Linked DNA regions of Mus musculus: regions 1 and 3 are each linked to region 2. A link is a loop called in an ENCODE intact Hi-C map of the cell type or tissue named here. Cell type or tissue: heart. All regions are shown on one strand. Links, peaks and the distances in the headings refer to the core of each region. The heading gives the core; the rest is flanking DNA. Region 1 has its middle 8.5 kb from the start of Gm34754. Region 2 has its middle 28 kb from the start of Gm34848. Region 3 has its middle 78 kb from the start of Gm34848.

Evidence for each region. Hi-C counts contacts between places; a loop is a spot of excess contacts. Peaks named below come from ENCODE experiments on the same cell type or tissue, not always from the same donor. Only the 100,000 strongest peaks of a DNase experiment are listed, where the experiment ranks them.
Region 1: a loop joins it to region 2, with 2.0 times the contacts of the local background. A loop is called at or near these places in 2 of 42 quality-filtered maps.
Region 3: a loop joins it to region 2, with 2.3 times the contacts of the local background. A loop is called at or near these places in 13 of 42 quality-filtered maps.

Annotation. Positions count from the first base shown.
Region 1 is chr14:27,288,127-27,294,435 of GRCm38, forward strand. It overlaps a transcript of Arhgef3 not described here. Among named protein-coding and RNA genes, the nearest start is that of Gm34754, 8.5 kb to the left of the region's middle. In heart, for the core only: a CTCF peak has its summit at 3,370; no DNase peak of the experiment used is centred there; H3K27ac peaks cover 421 bases.
Region 2 is chr14:27,235,070-27,241,378 of GRCm38, forward strand. It overlaps a transcript of Arhgef3 not described here. Among named protein-coding and RNA genes, the nearest start is that of Gm34848, 28 kb to the right of the region's middle. In heart, for the core only: a CTCF peak has its summit at 2,902; a DNase peak (open chromatin) is centred at 2,922; H3K4me3 peaks cover 1,103 bases; H3K27ac peaks cover 2,525 bases.
Region 3 is chr14:27,184,257-27,190,565 of GRCm38, forward strand. It overlaps a transcript of Arhgef3 not described here. Among named protein-coding and RNA genes, the nearest start is that of Gm34848, 78 kb to the right of the region's middle. In heart, for the core only: a CTCF peak has its summit at 2,953 (motif pointing right); DNase peaks (open chromatin) are centred at 1,815, 2,535 and 2,965.

The sequences.
Region 1 (6,309 bases), core at 293-5,292, 53 kb after region 2:
TTCCTAATGCTGTGACCCTTTAATGCAGTTCCTCATGTTCTGGTGATCCCTAACCATAAAATTATTTTGTCTATACCACATAACTGTAATTTTGCTACTGCTATGAATTGTAGTATACATATCTGATATACAGGATATCTTATATTTGACCCCTAGGTTGAAAACCACTGGGCTAACTAACACAAGGGAACCCTAGTAGGAGGGGCTAGAGACTGTTCAGGAGAGGACAGAAAGACAGAGCAGAGTGACTGTCAGGGCAGAATCTGAGATCCTGGGGTAGGACTGTGGTGAGAGGACTAAGCAGAGCTGAGAGTAGTAGGAGGAGATGGAGCACCTGCAGGCAGAGAGAAGGCAGGGACCTGGAGGACCCATAAGCACCTTGGCTGGCACGTGGTCCTTAGGTGGAATCGGAGGGAACATCCCCACCAGAAGGTGTAGAGAAGAGAAGAGATGATACAAAATGAGTTTCACCCCACCCAAGTTCTCAAAAGCAGCAGCATCGTAAACAAGTTCCTTGGCCTCTTTGTGCCTCAGTTTCCCTGATTTTAAATTGAAACTTGCCTTAAGTTCCAAATAAAAAAAACTTTATCTTTTCTTAATTGGTGAGCAACCCTTTCACTAAATAGGGATTACCAATATTGTTCCAAATTCCAGGAGTTAGAGTTCCTTTTCTCTGTGTGTGGTGGTTGATGGCTTGGGAAACCATCAATTAGAAGCCAGAATCAAGCATGGGGGCATATGCCTGTAGTCTAGCATTCAGACTGAGGCAGGAGGATTGGACATTTGAGGGCATCCTGGGCTACAGAGTGAGATCCTACATCCACAAGACAAAACAAAAGACAGAGAAGGGTTAAAGGCATTTCTGATTGTATGGCAGTGCCTTAGGGATGGGGAAGGAAGGTGGATTCAAACCCAGGAAATGGACAAAGTGTGTTCACTTGGACATTGAGCCAGAATAGCTAAGATGAACAACCCTGAGACAGGCTTGTCTAAAGACCCTTCCGTGACCCAGCAGAGTGAAAGGCCACTTTTCAGGGAGCGTCAAGGAAGATGAATGCAGAGGTAGTATTTTTAGAATACATTGTCTTCCAAATTCTAGAAACAGTTAACCTAGATTTAAAAGAAAAAAATGTTTTCAGAGACATTCTTCCAGCTCTGCGCTGCTGGAGGGTTTCAATCTAAAAATAGAAAGAGTGTTTTCTTTGTCTGATAATTAAATTTCTTGTTGTTTCACCCAGAGGTGAAGAAGGACCGTCTATTTTGGGCCACTAGAATTGACATGGCGTCATCTCTGAGGTGCTTGCAAGGGCATTGTGGGAGGCATGTGTGATTCTAGATTCTAGACTAAGAGCTGAGACTAAGGTACAAAAACAATACCCCTGCCCCCCGCCGTGCACGTGTGTGTGTGTGTGTGTGTGTGTGTGTGTGTGCTATATGTATGTGTTCAGTTTTGCATGTGTGTGTCCACATGCCCAGGCCAGAGGTGAATGTTGAATGTTATCTTCAGTTGTTCTCCTTTGCCTAATTGTTTGAGACAGGTTCTCTCATTAAACCTGGAGGTCACCAATTGTATGGGCTGGCTGGCCACCAAGCTCCAGAGACCCTCTTGTCTCTATTCCTACTCCATCCCCACAGTGGGAGCATTATAAGTACCCACTGCCTATCCAGATTTTACATGGGTGAGGGGAATCTGAACCCAGGTTCTCGTGGCTTGCTTAGCGGATGCTTTGCCAACTGAACCATTTCTCTGACACCCATATTGAGCTTTTACTGTGGAGAAGCACTCACTGTCCCCATTTTACAGATGAAAAGGGCAAGACCATCAGACGTGTGGACAGTTGATCCAATTGTTGACTCTACAATCCACAGATGATCACTGAGTCAGATTAGGTACAAATTTGCTATAGAAAACTTCATGGAACATGCAATAATTTTAGTTTAAATAAGCCAATATTGTCACCAGTTCATATAGACTAATGAAGAATTATGTAAGTTCCTGCCTTCTTCCTTCTCCCCAATCTGATTCTGTAGGTTCAGGGCACTGAGGTGTTATTTTTATCTACAGGAACATGAAGAATAAAGTTGCTTCATAAAAGGTTGGCTTTCATATCAGCCGGAGGCGAAGGACGCTTGATTCAGTGTAATTAAGATAAAAATAAAACCCTCCGAGTGGTTTTACTAAAGAAAGAACTGGAGGCCTGCTGATAATAATTAGTATTGAGTTCAGCTTTCAGAAAAGCCATAGGTACCTCAAGGGTGCTGGGAGGGCTGGATGGTAATTGCTCAGTTCTGGGCTCCTAGGTCGCCCATTCCAGGGCTGCCCTGAATGGCTTGCCTTAGAGGAAAAAAATCATACGCTACCTATGGTCAAGCTCTGCCGTGTTTTCATGGCAGAGAGAGGTGTTATTACTGTTATTATAGTTCCGGGCCCTTTGTGTATATCTTATCTTACCATTTAGTCTTTAAAAAGCTATCTTCAGAAGACATTCAAGTCACCGCACAGCTGGGGAAACTGAGGGCCCAAGGAATGAAATGAATTGCCCAAGACCAGAGCTCGCGTTAGCACAACTTAAAATGGATCCTCCAAACATTTCCCTTTTGTTTATTCTAGGAATCGTTGGGCCTACACAGCAGAGAGTAGTATAATAGAGTCGCACATGCGGGCCACCTGCCCTGATGAACTGTGTCATAGCTGACTGTTTTTCTCCACTCAGTTCCATAGCCACACACTTGATTGTTTTCTCTGTCTTAAAGGAAGTTCTAGATGCCCTATCGTTCATTCCACAAATAACCCCCAGGTACTCAAATGCGATACAGACACGTTTTTCTTGGAAGCTTCTTCCAAAGAAGGCCGTCACTTGCAGGTTTTTACCAGAGGGGTCCTCCCACCAGCAGGAGTCTGGGTTGCCCTTTGCGCATGCCTGTGGGTCCTATGGTGGTGTGTGTCACTGTGTGGGGCTCTCTGGTACCTCTCAAGGTCCTCCAAGGCAGGTTCTGTGCCATCCCTCCCTCGCAGTGTGCAGCCCTGTGATTATAAGTGGGGGACAAACGGACCCCAGGGACTTCGCAGCTTCTTAAACATTGAGAGTTTCTTGCTTTCAAGGACTAAGTAAAAGACAAGTAAGTCGGGGCTGGAGAGATGGCTTAGCAGTTAAGAGCACTGTCTGATGTTCCAAAGGTCCTGAGTTCAAATCCCAGCAACCACATGGTGGCTCACAACCATCTGTAATGAGATCTGATGCCCTCTTCTGGTGTGTCTGAAGACAGCTTCAGTGTGCTTATTTATAATAATAAATAAAATCTTTAAAAAAAAAAAAAAAAAAGACAAGTAAGTCTCTCGGGGACCAGGTCAGGAAGGCAAGGCTCCTTTCCAGCCTCAGGATGCTGCCTTTTTCCTGGAGAGCACAGGAGGTCACTGTGTGTTGCAAAAATAAGCTGACGGTATAAAATGAGGCTGGACTCAGGTAGCGGTTTGCACATTTGAGAGTTCGAATCAAGCCGCAGTTCTGGTAGGATCTGGCTGCTTCTGGGGCAAAAGAAACTGTCTTCATGGAGTAAATTCTGGGAAGCGAGGAAATTACTCTTCTCCCGAGTCAGATTCTCCTGATTCAGGCCAGTGGGGAGCTTCAGTAGGTTAGAGAACATGCCACCCCTGCCTAGCATGACCCCACAAGTTGTCCTCTGACCGCCACAGGTGAATTTTCTGTCTGTGGCATTGAACTTCTGGAGACAGTTAGCTCTATGGTAGAGTGTGTACCAAGCAGACACAAGGCCCTGGCAGTACTGAGTCTGAGATTCTGATCCTTAGCACCTTGGAAAGGAGTCTTCATGAGTGTGCAGGGGACTTGGGTGTACCACCAGAAAGCCCGGGTTATAGCCTGCTCCCCACCTGCTGCTCCATTTCTGGTTTACTGTATGACGTTCAGTGGGTCTGAGCCACAAGTTTGTTTACCTGTCCATTCAGTAACTTCTGAGTACCTATTACCTGCTGGGTATTAGGCATTAGTGAGGTGGTGCCCATGTAAGTAATGCATAAATCAATTTTGTGATACTTATCCGGTATTCTCCTTGTTGAAATGAAGGCTTTGGAGGGAGGGAACCTCAGGGAGCCACCTGCCATTGTGAGTGATTCTTGGCTTTTAGAGCTTTGACAGGGAAGAGAAGGGGCAAGGTACAAGGCCCTGAAACACTATGACGGTTCAAGCCAAGACTGGAGATTGCATGGGGAAGAGACTGAGAAGTTTGTACAGGAGCAAGCCTTACTGCACGCCTCCAGCAGATAACTCCCTGTCATATAGGAATCAGTTCAAAAGCAGCCGTAGCGTGTGCACTCGCACCTGTGTTCTAAGTGCACTGATACACAGATACAGACAGATACAGACAGATACAGACAGATACAGACAGATACAGACAGACAGACAGACAGACAGACAGACAGACACACACACACACACACACACACACACACACACACACACACGTCCATCGGGGCTGCACCCTGAATAAACAACGCAGCTTCTCCCATCATTTTCATCTGCTCGAATGATTAACCCTTTCAGCCCCACTTCCAGCATCTACACAGACCATATCTGGTGTTTTAATTCGATCCGTTTCCTCCACCCTGTTTTATTGACTTCCTTCCAATTGTTTCTATATTGTGCTGTTCATTAGAGGTATGGAGTTGAGGTGTTTTTTTTTTTTAAAGATTTATTTATTTTGTTTTGGGTTTTTGTTTTTTGTTTTGTTTTTTTTTTTTTTTTTTTTTGGTTTTTTCGAGACAGGGTTTCTCTGTATAGCCCTGGCTGTCCTGGAACTCACTCTGTAGACCAGGCTGGCCTCGAACTCAGAAATCTGCCTGCCTCTGCCTCCCGAGTGCTGGGATTAAAGGCGTGTGCCACCACGCCCGGCTAGATTTATTTATTTTATGTATATGAGTACACACTGTAGTTGTACAGATGGTTGTGAGCCTTCATGTGATTGTTGGGAATTGAACTTAGGACCTCTGCTTGCTCTGGCCAACCCCACTTGCTCCGGCCCAAAGATTTATTTATTATTATAAGTTCACTGTAGCTGTCTTCAAATGCACCAGAAGAGGGTATCAGATCTCATTATGGGTGGTTGTGAGCCACCATGTGGTTGCTGGGATTTGAACTCAGTACCTTTGAAAGAGCAGTCGGTGCTCTTACCCACTGAACCATCTCACCAGCCCCCTGGAGTTGAGTTTAAAAAAAAAAATAAAATAAAAATTAAATGAGAAACACAGACAAAGCTCCCAGGTTTGTAACCAAAAAGGAATGGTTAGGGACCCACGTGGGGGATCCCAGGGTTGTTGCCTAGATTATGTGTTGTCCTGGTAGCTGTTAAATATTATTACATATTGGATGGATTATGGTTCCTGGAAAGGCGGGGGTTCTCTCTTCGGTAGTGCAAGTGTCAGACCTGAGACCACTGGGGTTAACAGAGAGCCTCAGAGCCATGGAGAGAAAGCAATGGTGTTTTTATTCAGCTCCACAGTGGAGGTGTGGGGCAGCCACCACACAGAAAGCATCTTTCCAGGTACTGGGAAGCAGCTGATGATGCCCAAGATAGTCTTTGTCATGAGTTAACTTCAGTACTGTGTGATTCCTCTTGATGTCTTCACTGATACCACTGAGTCAATCAACAAACCTACTCTTGTAAGGAACTGCCCTTTGATGTTCCAGGCCATGAGGGGCCATGAAAAGGGACATGTTCTGTGGTAGCTGTTCAAGAAGGCTGAAGGAAGGCTTAGCCCTGACGGCTGGTAAATGAACTAGGAAGTCAGGAAGAGCTCCCAGGAAGTTCATCTGATAATGAAGTAACATTTTATATTAAAATGTATGTTCTTTCTCATGGTGAACAACAACAATAGAAAGGGGGGCGGGGTGGGGGAAGAGAGCAAAACAAAGAAATGCAAGCTACAGCTCTGTTCATCTGTAGTGGTGTCTTCTGTGGTGATGTTTGACACAGGGCTCACCTCAGGAATCGGCTCTGGTGTGATCAGAGTTCTGCTTTTTGTTGCTGAAAAATCCAAGCGTGTGCACTCTCCTGATTCAGCTGGAGAAGCAGAGGGCAGTGTGATCCATTTGTCTTCTATGACAGTGTAACTACAAACTTAGTTTCAATCTAGCACACTTGTGTCATGATGCAGCTTCGATGGATGAGGGCCTGACATGGCTTGACTGCGTTCTTCACCTCAGGGTCTCACAAGGTGGGACTGAAGTTACTGTGTAGGATTGTGAGCTCATCCAAGGTTCGGCTGGGTAAAGACTGTTTCCAAACAGTTCCTTA
Region 2 (6,309 bases), core at 448-5,447:
AAACAAAGAAATACATGGTCAGGGCTCATGTTCACATATCAACAATCGGCAGTCACAGTGTAATGTCGCAGTAATCATGGTTCAGAATGCATTAACATCCTCCACAAGGACACTGTTACCATGAGCCAAGTGTCCAGCACTGGCGGTGGTGAGAATGGACAACGGTAAAGGAACATTCCAAGCTCGTCTTTCATGTTTGCATAGCGCCCAATGTTGTGGGCTGATGGAGTGGTACAGAAGTGCTCTCCAGCAAGACGCTGAAGATGCATCATGGCGTGGGAAGATGCCCTCCCTGGTTGTCAAGGAAAAGGCCTGTGCTCTTGCAGTTCACCAATGTCGTTGTCCTGTTTTTAGAAAAGAAAGGGGCGGAGGCAAAGACCTTGATACACCCAGAAGCTCAGGGGTGTCTCAGTACCAGGAAAATTCCAGAAGTGTTGCCCTTTGAACGTTCCATACAGATGGCCCTTGGGATCTCTCTTTCTCTCTCTTGAATAAAAGATCTGGAATTTTAGGCTTTAAAAAAGTAACCTAGAATATCTGATCAGCTTGAGCTGGCAGCCTCTTGGGTTCCCCAGAGCAGAAACTGAGTGGAGAAACCTCTTCAGCAGGCGGAGCCCACTGGCCTTTGTCTTCGGTATTCTCCCCTCCCCTATCCCAAAGGCACTAGTGTTGAGTCCAAGTCTCCCTCTGACTTTAACCCCACTACCTCTGCCAAAGGGGGTTGTGGCAGAGCCCTTGGAAAGATGAATTTTGCTTTTTTACCTTCTGCTTGGCTGTGTTGCAATGATATACTACTTGTAAAAATTGAAAAACATACCAGAATCCCTGTAGCCCCCAGAGCAAAAACTCTAGTTTCTTTATGAACTCATGTGCTGCAGCTCAAAATGAATGTCACAGGGCAGTGGCTTCTCCTCGCCATTTTCCTCTCTGTCTTCACAGACCCTTTTGTTCCTGGAGTTCTTACTCCTGTCAGAGCGGTAACAGCTGCAGAGGAAATGGCTGTGCACTGGCCTTTCTGTGCCCCTGTCCCTGCCAGGGCATCTTTAGGCTTCCTTCTCTCCCTACTTCCTTCCTTTTCGACCGCTACCTGCTTTAGGGCGTAGTCAGGTTCACCTGTTCCTAGAAATGCTGTAGCCGCTGCTTTTGGTCCCCTTCCTCTTCTCCACTCTCAGTAGCTGGAAAATTGATTGAGTCAGCCTAGGTTAGTTGCTGTGAGTGGTTCATCCCTCCACAGAAATGAGCCAAACCAGAGTGTGCTCTGTCAGCTCACATTTCCCTGGGATGTCCACCAGGGTAAGGCTGGTCTTGGTGATTGGAGCTTTTGGAAGTGGCTTTGTCCCAGGCTTAAAGAATGTCCCAGGGGTTCTCAGAGGGTTAACATTCATTCTTTGGCTGGGCTGCCACATGCAAAGGTTGTTGAGGGGCCTGTGCAAATGTGGGGTTCTTTCTGAGTGGATTTTGAGCAAAAATCCTTCTTGTGAGGTGTTAGGCTTGGGGAAGAAGGACCCCAAGGACCCTGCGACACCACCATTTGGTGTGACCTGGGTGCCGGCCCCGAGGTGACTCATTCTTGTCTTTCAGACAGGAGTGCTTTAGAGTGATATCACTCCCTTCTTTCTTCAAACAAGTGCAACCGCTCATCCTCTGAAGTAAGAAGAACCTGTCAGAGTTGCCTCTGGGCACAGCCAAGTTAAGCACTTTGGGGTCCCACACTTCCTTGCTATGGCCTGATTTTTCTGGTTTTTCTTTTTCTTTTTTGTCCTGCACACCCTTCCTAGATGCCTGGGTTCCTGTCTCTGAGAGCTCTTCGAAAACTTTGTCCAAGTGAAAATTATTTTGGGAGGCTCAGTTAATGTGTGTGTCTGTCTGTCTGTCTGTCTGTCTGTTGAATATACATTTTCCTGGCAGTATGGATGGTGCTAGCCTTTCTCATAGTCCCTGAAGTTAGATGAGTGTCTTGTCCAAATGAACCAGCTCTCTATGCTGGTCCTCTGACCTTGCTCTCTATGCTGGTCCTCTGACCTTATGCTAGGGTGAGAAAGATGAGCACTTGTTGAAACCTGTGCATTTGAGAGACAGTAAAGCTTGTTTTACATCTTTGAAGCTAAATATTATATTTACAAGATCTTTATGAATAAATTCTGCCCTGTTGGGGACTTTAAAAAAAAAAACTTGAAAACTTCACAGGAGCTAGGTCTCCTTGGGCTTGAGACCAATAGCCCTGTATAGAGAGTGACGGAGACGGTTTACTGTGGTCTTCCAGAACACTGTAGGTCGCAGTGATACTGTCTACATTACCTAAGGGAGTATAGATCTTGTAAAAAGCAGGGAACTGGGTGTGCATCCCACTGAGACCGCCAGTTCATGAAATGAGAAATGCTAGCGCCGAGTTAACCATAAGAAGAGCAGGAAGAAAAACCAAAAGGAAGGTTTCCATCAGTAGCTATTTTTAAAAGGCATTGGAGGGAAGATGCCAGATTCACTCAAGTAAAAAGAAAGCAGCGGATGGGTGTGTGGTTACTCTTAAATTGTAGTTTTGTATGTGCTCTGTGTCTCAGGCAGGACTTAAAGTTCAAAGGAGACCTTTGATTTCTTTGTACCCAAAGCTGGCCTTCCCGTATCCCTCCTAGTGACACTTCCTCATCTCTCTATTTCACTCAAGTGTTTAAATACATAGAGTTCCACATGGGAGGCAGAACAGCCTAAGGGCTGCTGGGACATCTCACATGTCTCGAGGTAGGGACCCAGTAAGCACAACTTGCTTCTAAATGACTGGAGATGGGTCTGTTTTTGAATGCCAAAGCCAAGAGTGCTCCGAAAGAGCAGCTATAACCGGCAAGGAAACTACCAGGCAGAGGGAGCCCTGGGCTGGAGTGCTTAGCTTCTGACACTTGTAACAGATGGCCCCTGTCACTTCCTGTCATGCAACTTAAGTGGCGGGGAGGAGTTCCCTCAGGGAAACCATGCTCACACAGCTCCGAGCCTCCTGTCCACCAGGCTCTGCTGCACTTAGCAGCCAGGGAATTGGGGTGGATGAGGTCGGAGCGCCCCATGGTGTGGTGCTGTTTTTTTCTCCGTGCACAGGTAAGTTCCTTGTTCCGGAGCAGGGGATGGGCGCTCTCAGCTCTCACCCAAGCCTCCATTGGGAGTCAGAATCTGAGGTGTGGGAGGATGTGGAGGTCTTGGCATTACCCGAGGTGATAGGCAGTGAGCTGCTATTAAAAAGCAACAAACAAACAACAACAAAAACCCTGGATGATGGAGCCGGGTTCCTGTCTCTCTTTAGACTTGAATTAAAAAGTTGTGTGCGGTAATTAGGACAGCAGCCTGGTGTGTGTGTGTGTGTGTGTGTGTGTGTGTGCACATGTGCCTGTGCACACACACTAGGTAGCATTGCATCACTGCCATCACCTCCCAAGCAGCTATGATTGGAGGAAAGTCAGTGGAGAGCTGGTCACCCTCTGTTCTATGATGCTAACATTTTGATTTTTACAAGAGACCCACATCAACTAATGGGAAGATGGGGAGAGAAAGATGCACCTACTCTCTCTCTCTTCTGGTAGTTATATCTCTAGGTGGGCTCCCTTGGTCATCTTCTCCTCTCTGGATTGGAGAATGGCTAAACTCAGTTTGGAAGCTCATTAGGTTTGGAGCCACTCTTGTAGGATTCCCTAAGGTAACTCTGGTGTTTCAATGGTGCTCATCACTGGACAGATGAAGCCGGACCGGCGCACTCCAGGTTCTCCCTCAGTATGCTGGAACGCAGCTCAGGTTGTTTGGGAGTGAGCTGCAGGAAACAATTTGTTTCTCGGTTGAAGGATGGTTAAGAGTCCCGAAGCTTCCTCTCCCATGCCGTTTGATGATTTGTTTGGGGTATGTGTAGACATTTTAGAGGAGCCAAAACTTCCTTTAAAGGAAAACCCCTCATTTGTTCCAGCCTCACCGCTCACCAGAATGACTGATAATTGCAATCCTGGTAGATAGAAGCTAGCATTCTGTGTTCTGTCTGGACAGTGTGTACATGTGTGTATGTTTGTGTGTATCTGTGCTTGCATGTGTGTTTACATGCGCATTTGCATATATGTATGTGTGTGTCTCTGTGTATATATATATATATATATGTGTGTGTGTGTGTGTGTGTCTGTGTCTCTGTGAGTATGCATGTATGTGTATATATGTGTGTGTATATATATGTATATCTGTTTTTGTGTATGTGCGTGTGTGTCACTATGTGTGTGCGTGTATGTGTCTCTGCATGTGTATATGTATGTGTGTGTGTGTGTGTGTGTGGTCAACATCAGGTGTCTTCCTTAATCACTAACTTCTTTTTCAAAGTTTGTATTCATTATTACTGTGTGTGTGTAAGCAGCATGCATGAAGGCATGCTTGCACAGCTCACATGTGGAGGTAGAACGACAACTCTATGGAGCTGATGCTATTTCTTTGTTGACTCTGGGGATCAAAGTCAGGTCACCAGGCTTGCCTTTCATTTTATCCTGAGCCATCTCACGAACCCCCACCAACCATATCTCTTTTGAGACATGGTCACTCACTGACCTGGAGCTGGCCAGTTTGAGTACAGTGATTGGCCAGCAAACCCCAAAGATTCTCCAGTCCCTGCGACTCATCTCTGTGACTACACCAGGATTTATGAGGGTTGATGGGGATTCAAACTCAGGCCCATATCTCAAACAGCCTTACTGCCTGAGTCATCTTCCTGTGATTTTGACTGCTCTAAGGATTTGGCAAGTTGAGTCAAACAGGGTTTCTCTTCTTGTTACTGACTTGTTTCAGACAACATCCTCAGGGTTGATCAATGATCTAACCTGTGTCAGAATTTTCTCCCTGGAGGCTGAGTAGTGTTCTGTTTGTGTATGTGTACATTTTGTGCACCCGCTCATCCCTCACTGAGCCCTGGCTCACTTTCAGGCTTTAGCATTGTGAATGGTGCTATCACAAATGTGAATGTACAAATAGACCTTTGAAACCCTCCTTTCACTTTCTCAGGGTCTGTACCCCAAAGTAGAATTGCTGGATTGTAATTACGTCGTAGTCCCATGGCATCTGTGATTTTCTCCATCTTGCCTGAAGCACACGAGGATCCCAGGCTCTCAACATCCTTGACAACACTTACTATTTTCTGTTTTTATTTTTGTTATGTGTTTCGTTTTGTGTTCATCTAATGCTGGTGACATGGATGTTTTCATATTTATTGTTGATCATTTGTGCATCTGCAGAGAAACAGCTCAAGATTGGTGCCTATTTTTGAATCAGGGTGTTTGATCTTTGTTGTTGAATTTAGGAATTCTTTCTGTATTTGGATATTTATCCCTTATTATATATATATGATGTATTGATATTTTCTCCCCCATTGTAGTTTCCTTTTAACTCTACTGATATTATATAAACATGTATTTTTAATCCTGTCATGTGACTTGGGTAATTTCATTCTCCTCCAGCTCACGACACCAGCTACTTGCTTGCTTAATGAAGAATAATTTTTGAGCCTTTGGGGTGCGGGAATTGACATTTAAAGGTGTTACATATAAACGACATTAACACAATGATATTAACGTAGAACAAACAATAGCACTTACGTTACTAGCTTATGAAGCTGCTATAGCCCTGGAAGGATTAGCTACTGTTTTACCATTTTGCAGATGGTAACACTGAGGCTTAGAAAAGTTGATTTTCCTAAAGTCTGCTTGCTGACAAGAAAAATCAAGTTTCATATGAAGGCAGAGTGGATGCAGAAATGACATCTTTAGCCACTAGGCAGCAGGTGGTAGCTAATACTGGGGCCCTGCTTAGTCTCCTGCCATATACAGTGTCTGAAGGACTTTCTCTTCGGTGCTTTGTCAACTTGTCCATTTTGGTGTTTGGTAGGGTTCGATGACCTGAGGAAGAGCATTCATGACAAGTCACTTTCTCTGCGGCTCTGTTTACTCACCTATCAAATGTCATCTGTTTCCAAACTCATTTCAGCCATGATGTGAATCTCAGGCATGCAGATAGCTATGCTGTATCAAAGTAAAAACTAGTTTGTTTGTTTGTTTAAACTTTTAAATTTTTAAAATTTTTTTGGTTTTTCGAGACAGGGTTTCTCTGTGTAGCCCTGGCTATCCTGGAACTGACTCTGTGGACCAGGCTGGCCTTGAACTCAGAAATCAGCCTGCCTTTGCCTCCCAAGTGCTGATATTAAAGGCAAGCGCCACCACTACCCAGCTAAAAAAAAACTAGTTTTTATGTCTGTCACAGTGTTTTTAAAGCCAGGCAGTGGTGGTGCATGCCTTTAATCTCAGCACTCAG
Region 3 (6,309 bases), core at 567-5,566, 51 kb before region 2:
GTTGCCCTTCCTGGAACAATCAGAGAAACACTTGTTTTTCTACAACTAGACTCTTAAAAACAAAGCTTTTAAGATGGTTGATAGCCATCAATTTCAATAGATGGATTTCAGTGTCAATAGATAGATGTCAATTTTCAACAGGTAGGCATCAGTCTTGATACACAAGTGACAGTTTCAATGGATGTTTACTGTAAGTAACTCTTTTGGTTAACTCTCTTCGGGTCAGGGTCCATCATAGAACCACGCACATACCAGAACCGGTGAGTTCCTCTTTTCCTGACAGAATCCTGGTTATATTGCCTGCTTACCACGCCTTTCCTTGTCATTGGTTGGCATGGAATTACAGCCTCATTATCTGAGTGCCACAGTCTTTACCCTACCCCGTGAGGCCGAATCTGTTTGGTAGGACACGGCTGCTGAATGTGGCTGGGGCAGATGGGGGTACTTGACTCTATAATCATGGTGTGGTATTGGCACAGAAGCTGCTGTAAAGACCCTGGTTATAGGTGTTCAAGTTCACATGACCCAACCTTCTCTCCAGCATGTCCCACTCGCTGCCACAGGATGTTTGCACATGCCGTATCAGGCTGGGGTGCCTCTCTCCATGCCTGAAGTACTTTACATTTCAATCGTGTCATGTGAAGATTCATTTTATTTGGTCTGTTGACCAAATATATACATTTAACCCAGGTAAAAAATTTGTTTAACTCAGCAAAAAGTAACAGGGTGAGGATGAGAATCTTATTTTAAGGATGACCAAGGAATGAACACAGATACACAGACACGCACAGACATATATATACACACACACACACACATACACAAATTTATGTATGTTTGTATCATATATAAAAATATACATACATATATAATACCAGAAGATACTACAGAAAAGGGAAGACTATATTAAATACAAACTTGGATATAAACCATGCTAGTTCATTTAGGACAGTAAAACTGACCTTTGAGGCTAGGCCTGAAAAATTATTTTGCTGTGTGTCTATGCTTTGTAAGTTGATAGCCTAACTGTGCAGAGTCTGGGAACAAACCAAAAGCAAACAATGAATCAAGTAAAGTTAATCTTAGTGTTGTTTCCTGTTGCTATGATATAACACTGACAACCACACCTTAAAGGAAGGGAGGGAGGGAGGGTTTATTTGGCTCCCAGTTCTAAGTTCTGGCCATTATTGTAGGGATGTTAAGGTGGTAGATACTTGGAGCACACTGGTCATGTTCCATCCGCAGTCAAACAGAGGGCAGTGAATTACTGCATACATGCCTATGCTCAGCTTGAATTCCCCACCTAGGGAATAGTGCCACCCACAGTGGGCAGGTCTTCCCATCTCATTTAAGACGATCAAGATAATCTCCCACAGGGAGGCTAGCCTCATCTAAGTCTCTCACTGAGACCTTCTTCCCAGGTGATTCTAGAAGTTGACATGCTAACTGCGGTTCCCTTCCCTGTAAGCTGGTTCATGCTATAGATGACTAAAGTTCTGTTTTAGTTTCTAGCTTTGGGTAGTTTTCTAAGAGGCTTTATATCCTGAGTGCCCAGTACAGTGCCTGGCACAACCTGGGGGCTGGTGACTGTTTCCTGTGGGAATGGAGAAAAGGCTGAGCCCCTAAGTATTAATGGCTAGGGTGTAATTCCAGGAAAAACTTTCTATGAGGAAGTGCAGACCCAGCCATCACATCTGCGGATTTGGGGTCAGGACTGGCTGTGTGCAGAAGGGCAGCTATCACCGTGTGGAAATCCAGCAATCAGAATGGGGTTATCAAGCAGGAAGTGGGGCTTAAGAGCGAGGGGGAGCTCCGTGATTAGGGCAGAGAGCAGGGAAGGAAAGGAACTGTTGTTTCTGGCACTGCCTACATGTTGCTCTGTCATGTGAGCTGGGCTCCAGGGCCATCTTGCCCTTGATAGCCCTCTTTACAGCCTCCGCCCTCTGCCCTGAGCATCCCAGAGCAGAGCTGTGGAGTCAGCAAGATGTACTTGGGATTCACTGAGCTGAGGGACCCTTAGTAAGGGACAGGCCCTCTCTCAGCCCTGATTTCCTTATCTATAAAAACACCAAAGTCCGTGGCTCTGTTGTATTTGGAGATTTGAAGTGCACATCAGCAGTGGGCAGTCTTTGTACCCTGTACTGTGACTCTCCAACAATAACCCAAGACACCGTTTATACGCAGCAGCAGTCTTCAGCTCTGGTTCTTTAGCTGCCTGAAGACTGTGCCCAAGTTCACTCAAATACTGGAAGACTCCAGAACAGGCCAGCCAGGATCTACTGAGTCTGACCCTACATTGTCTTGTCCTCTCTGCCATTAGCCACTGTTCCTGGCCCAGACCTGCTGGGGTTTTCTGGAAGGAAATAGCAGATTGTATTTAGGGTATGGTTTGTAAAGTTTAGAGTTTAGTAGCCATGAGGACAGTCTCTTAAGATGGTGTTGGGACACTCTGGGCCTTTGGACACTTAGAGAACTCAGGCAGCTTGCTGCATCCTTCGATACATCTGGTGCTTCAGCACTCACGGGGGCATCTGTAGACGACATTCAAGTGCTCCAGAAAACAAGAGCAGCAGCAGCAAGAAAACTCCCTAAGTAAGGAAAGTCCAAATATAACCTTTTCCTATCAGTTCTGTTGAGAAATGAAATCTTTTAATTTTCAGTTCCTGTTTTATTTTGTTTACTTAAACATTTAGAACACGTTTTGTGTGTGTGTGTGTGTGTGTGTGTGTGTGTGTGTGTCTGTATCAGAGGACAGCTTTTGAGAGTCACGTCTTTCTTTGTACCTTATGTGTCTTAGGGATCTGACTCAGGTTGTCAGGGTCAGGTGTCTTTACTCACTTGTCTTGCCAGATCTCAATTCCAGTTTTTGAAAGGGCTTAGTCTGGATATACTGTTTAGACTGGCTGCTGAGCCCTTATAGAGGGGCGAGGCTCCTCCCTGCATTTCTGATGACGGCCACCAGAGGGGACTGTGCACCCACACTCTGTGCGACTTCTTAGCTTTGTCCTTGTAGAGGTAGGAGCCCTGTTCTCTCCAACCCTTAGCCCTAGAAAAGATTCACTTCTAGCTATTTCCAGTGGAACTTTGTGTTCTCCAGGAGGGGCCTCACCCCATTAAAGCTACAGTGACTGTGTTAGTATCATAACACCCAGGTCTGCCCAGCCAAGTCTTGAAGGGAGTGAATTCTCCAACATTCCTTCTTAGAGCACAAGAATCAGACAGGAGTGTGTGTGTGTGTGTGTGTGTGTGTGTGTTGTAGTAGTAGTAGTAGTAGTAGTAGTAGTACTCACAGAAGTTGCCTAGAGTCACAACATCAATTACCTGGGGTACATCCTAATCAAATCCATCCTCCAAAAACTCCCATGGGGACCTGCATCTCATCTCCCTCCCAATTCATGCCCTCCTTTTAAATTTATTTATTTGTTTGTTTATTTATTTAACCCACTGAGTCTGATTAACACTACCTATAAGCACATGAGTACTGGGGTGTGGGAAATCTATCAGTGGCCAGGCTTCTAAAGAAAAGTGGCTCTCCCTCCTCTAGCAATCATGAACTGCCAATGTGCCTCAGCTGGGGCAGAGCCCTGGGAGAACCCCCTATACATGACCCTGTCCTCCATGATGGAATTTTGGATGGACTTTATCTTGTGCAGGGTACCATAGCTGCTGCAGAGTTGTGTGAGCAGAAGCTACACCATGACCAGGGGACAGCAGTTCATGGCTCTCCTCCCTGTCCTTTGACTCTTATGTCCTTTCTGCTCCCTCTTCAGCCCCTTAAGCTTCCAGGACAGGCTCTGATAGAGGTGCTCTCATCTACGGTTGACCGCTCACAGCCGTTTTTCACACTTTCAGCAGAAATGCATCTCTGCAGAAACCACCGCCCACTGCAACAAGAACCTTCCCTGACCAAGGCTGGGTGGACACAGCACCAGACTATGGATCTGAACACAGATGTTTAGAAGGGAGTTTGACAACAGGGTCATTTAGAAAAACAGCATCAGTAGGTACTTAGAGTCTCTTAAACATCACCTGCTTTCTCCGAGGATTTCATGTCTGTCTTTACTTGGCATTTTTCAGGTTATGATTTCTGTAACTGTTGCATTTCCCTTTCATTTTCTTTCATGGCCCTCAGCTGCAGCTCAGTTGGTGGGTGCTTGCTTGCATGCCCACAGCCCTGCCTCTAGCTCTGGCCTTGCATAAAAAGTGGGGGTGTCTGTGCACACCTGCAACCTTAGCAGGAGGACCAAAAATTTAAGACGGTCCTTGGCTGCGTAGTGAGTTTGAGGTCAGCCCCGGCTACATGAGACCCTGCCTCTTAAGAAACAAAACAAATCACAAAGCCAAAACAACTAACTAGATAAATAGAAATAAAGGAAGTTAAGCCAGATGTACTGTTTCACATCTACAACGCTAGCACTCGGGAAAGCTATACAAAATTACCATGAGTTTTCAGCCAACCCCGAGCTACAGAGTAAGACCCTGTCCCAAAACAAATGAAACAAACTCCAGTGGGGGGAAAATAGGTTAATTAATGAAATGAAATTCAATCCAGGCTCACAGCAAGGAAAAAAAGAAATGTTGATGTCAGCTTCCAGCAGTTTGGGCTTATCTCCAGTTTTACAGAGTTGGTAACTTGTTAGACACTGTCAAAAGAATGACCCATGGGGAGCTATGCCTTGGGGAACTGTGACAGAGGCTCCAGAAAAAAGGACAGAGGGCCTTTTACCTCAAGTGCATTTTGTTCCCTGGATGGTTCTTGGATGTGACTCTATGCCTCCTGTGACAAACATTGACATTCAGTTTATAAGACATGTTTATTCTTGTTGGATGTCAGAGCGTAGCCACAGAACCCAAACTGGTCCATGTACCCCGAATCTGGATACAGCCTTCTGCTTGGCGTTTGTGCCCTCCCAGATATAATCTATTATGTGTGCCAGGCAATTGTGTTTAAATTGGACTCTCCTGAGAAAGTTCTGGGAAAGGGCTACTCTGTTAATATTTAGTATGTGCTTACTGGCATTTATTTACGTGTTTTTCTGAACTCAAACAACCTTCCTTAGATCATTGCTTTCATAGTGACAGTTGTCTATGAATGTACATTGAAATGGAAATCGGACTGTCTGCAGAACTAGACTGCAGTCTGCCCCATTCTTTCAGGTCTTCAGATCCTAGGTCCAGCAGACAAGATCTACACAGGTCGACTGAAAAGTTGACAGAAACTGAGGCTGGGGAAGTGTTGAGGCAGCTCCTTGGGTACTGGCCTGAGTGGGGCTCTGGGGTGGATTGAGGGAGAGGTAGCAGGGAAGAGAGGGGTCCCTGTGTGGGGAGCTGCAGCCCTCTCAGCCAGGAGCTTGGGACTGGAGGATACAGGCTTTTTAAAATGATTGAAAGTGACTAGCTTTAGGGTCCTGGGAGGTCTCTGAGGATGAAGGCAATGCAGACAGAGCCTGACTGGCTTTGCCTAGTCTTCACCTGCATGTCCTGACCTGTTTCTAGAGCCTGTAAGATGCTGGAGACACAAACGCACATGCGTGCGGAGGTGCAGGTCCCCGTCTATCTGTCTTTCTTCTGAGCAGTTTCTGCTCCACCCCCCAACCCCCTTACACTCAACTGCTACGCTTCTGTCTGTTAATAAGTCGACTCCAGCAGTGCCTGGGCCTCTGAGGCTGTAACTTTGAGGTACTTGATAGTTGCCTTGAGCAGCCTTGAGGAAACAGTGACTTTCAGAGGCTTGTCTCTATCCTGTTCCCTGAACATAAAACTTCCCAGGGAGCCTAGCTAGCTCAGCTGCCTGCTGGTGCCCTCTCCAGCCCAAAGTCTCCATTAACACCTGAGTGTGCATGGCTTGCTCACACCAGGCAGCCATTGAGAGATGCCAGGCAAATAAATGTGTGTGAGGTGACTGTGAGTACAGTGTTGGAGTCCCCAGACTGCCCTTAGAGCGGATGGTCACCTGGGTCCCATGCTTTGTGTTCCTCTTGGAACCCAGCTTTCTCTTCTGTCTTCACCAAGTAGCTGGCTCTGAGTTCTGCAACCCACTCACATGCTTAGCCAAGGTGACAGGGACCCAGCAAAGGGCAGCAGATGCAAGGATAGCACCCGCCAGCCAGTTGCAGATGGCCTGTGCTGTCCAGGCTGCCCCACAGCTACACCAGTACCAAGCTTCCTCAAACTTATGTATAAGCTGGGTGTGGTAGTGCTTGCCTGAGGAACTGGGGAAATGACCAGAAGATCAAGGTTAGCTGCAGTATAATAAGCTTGAGGACCCTGTCTCAAAAACAAACAAACAAACAAACAAACAAATAGATC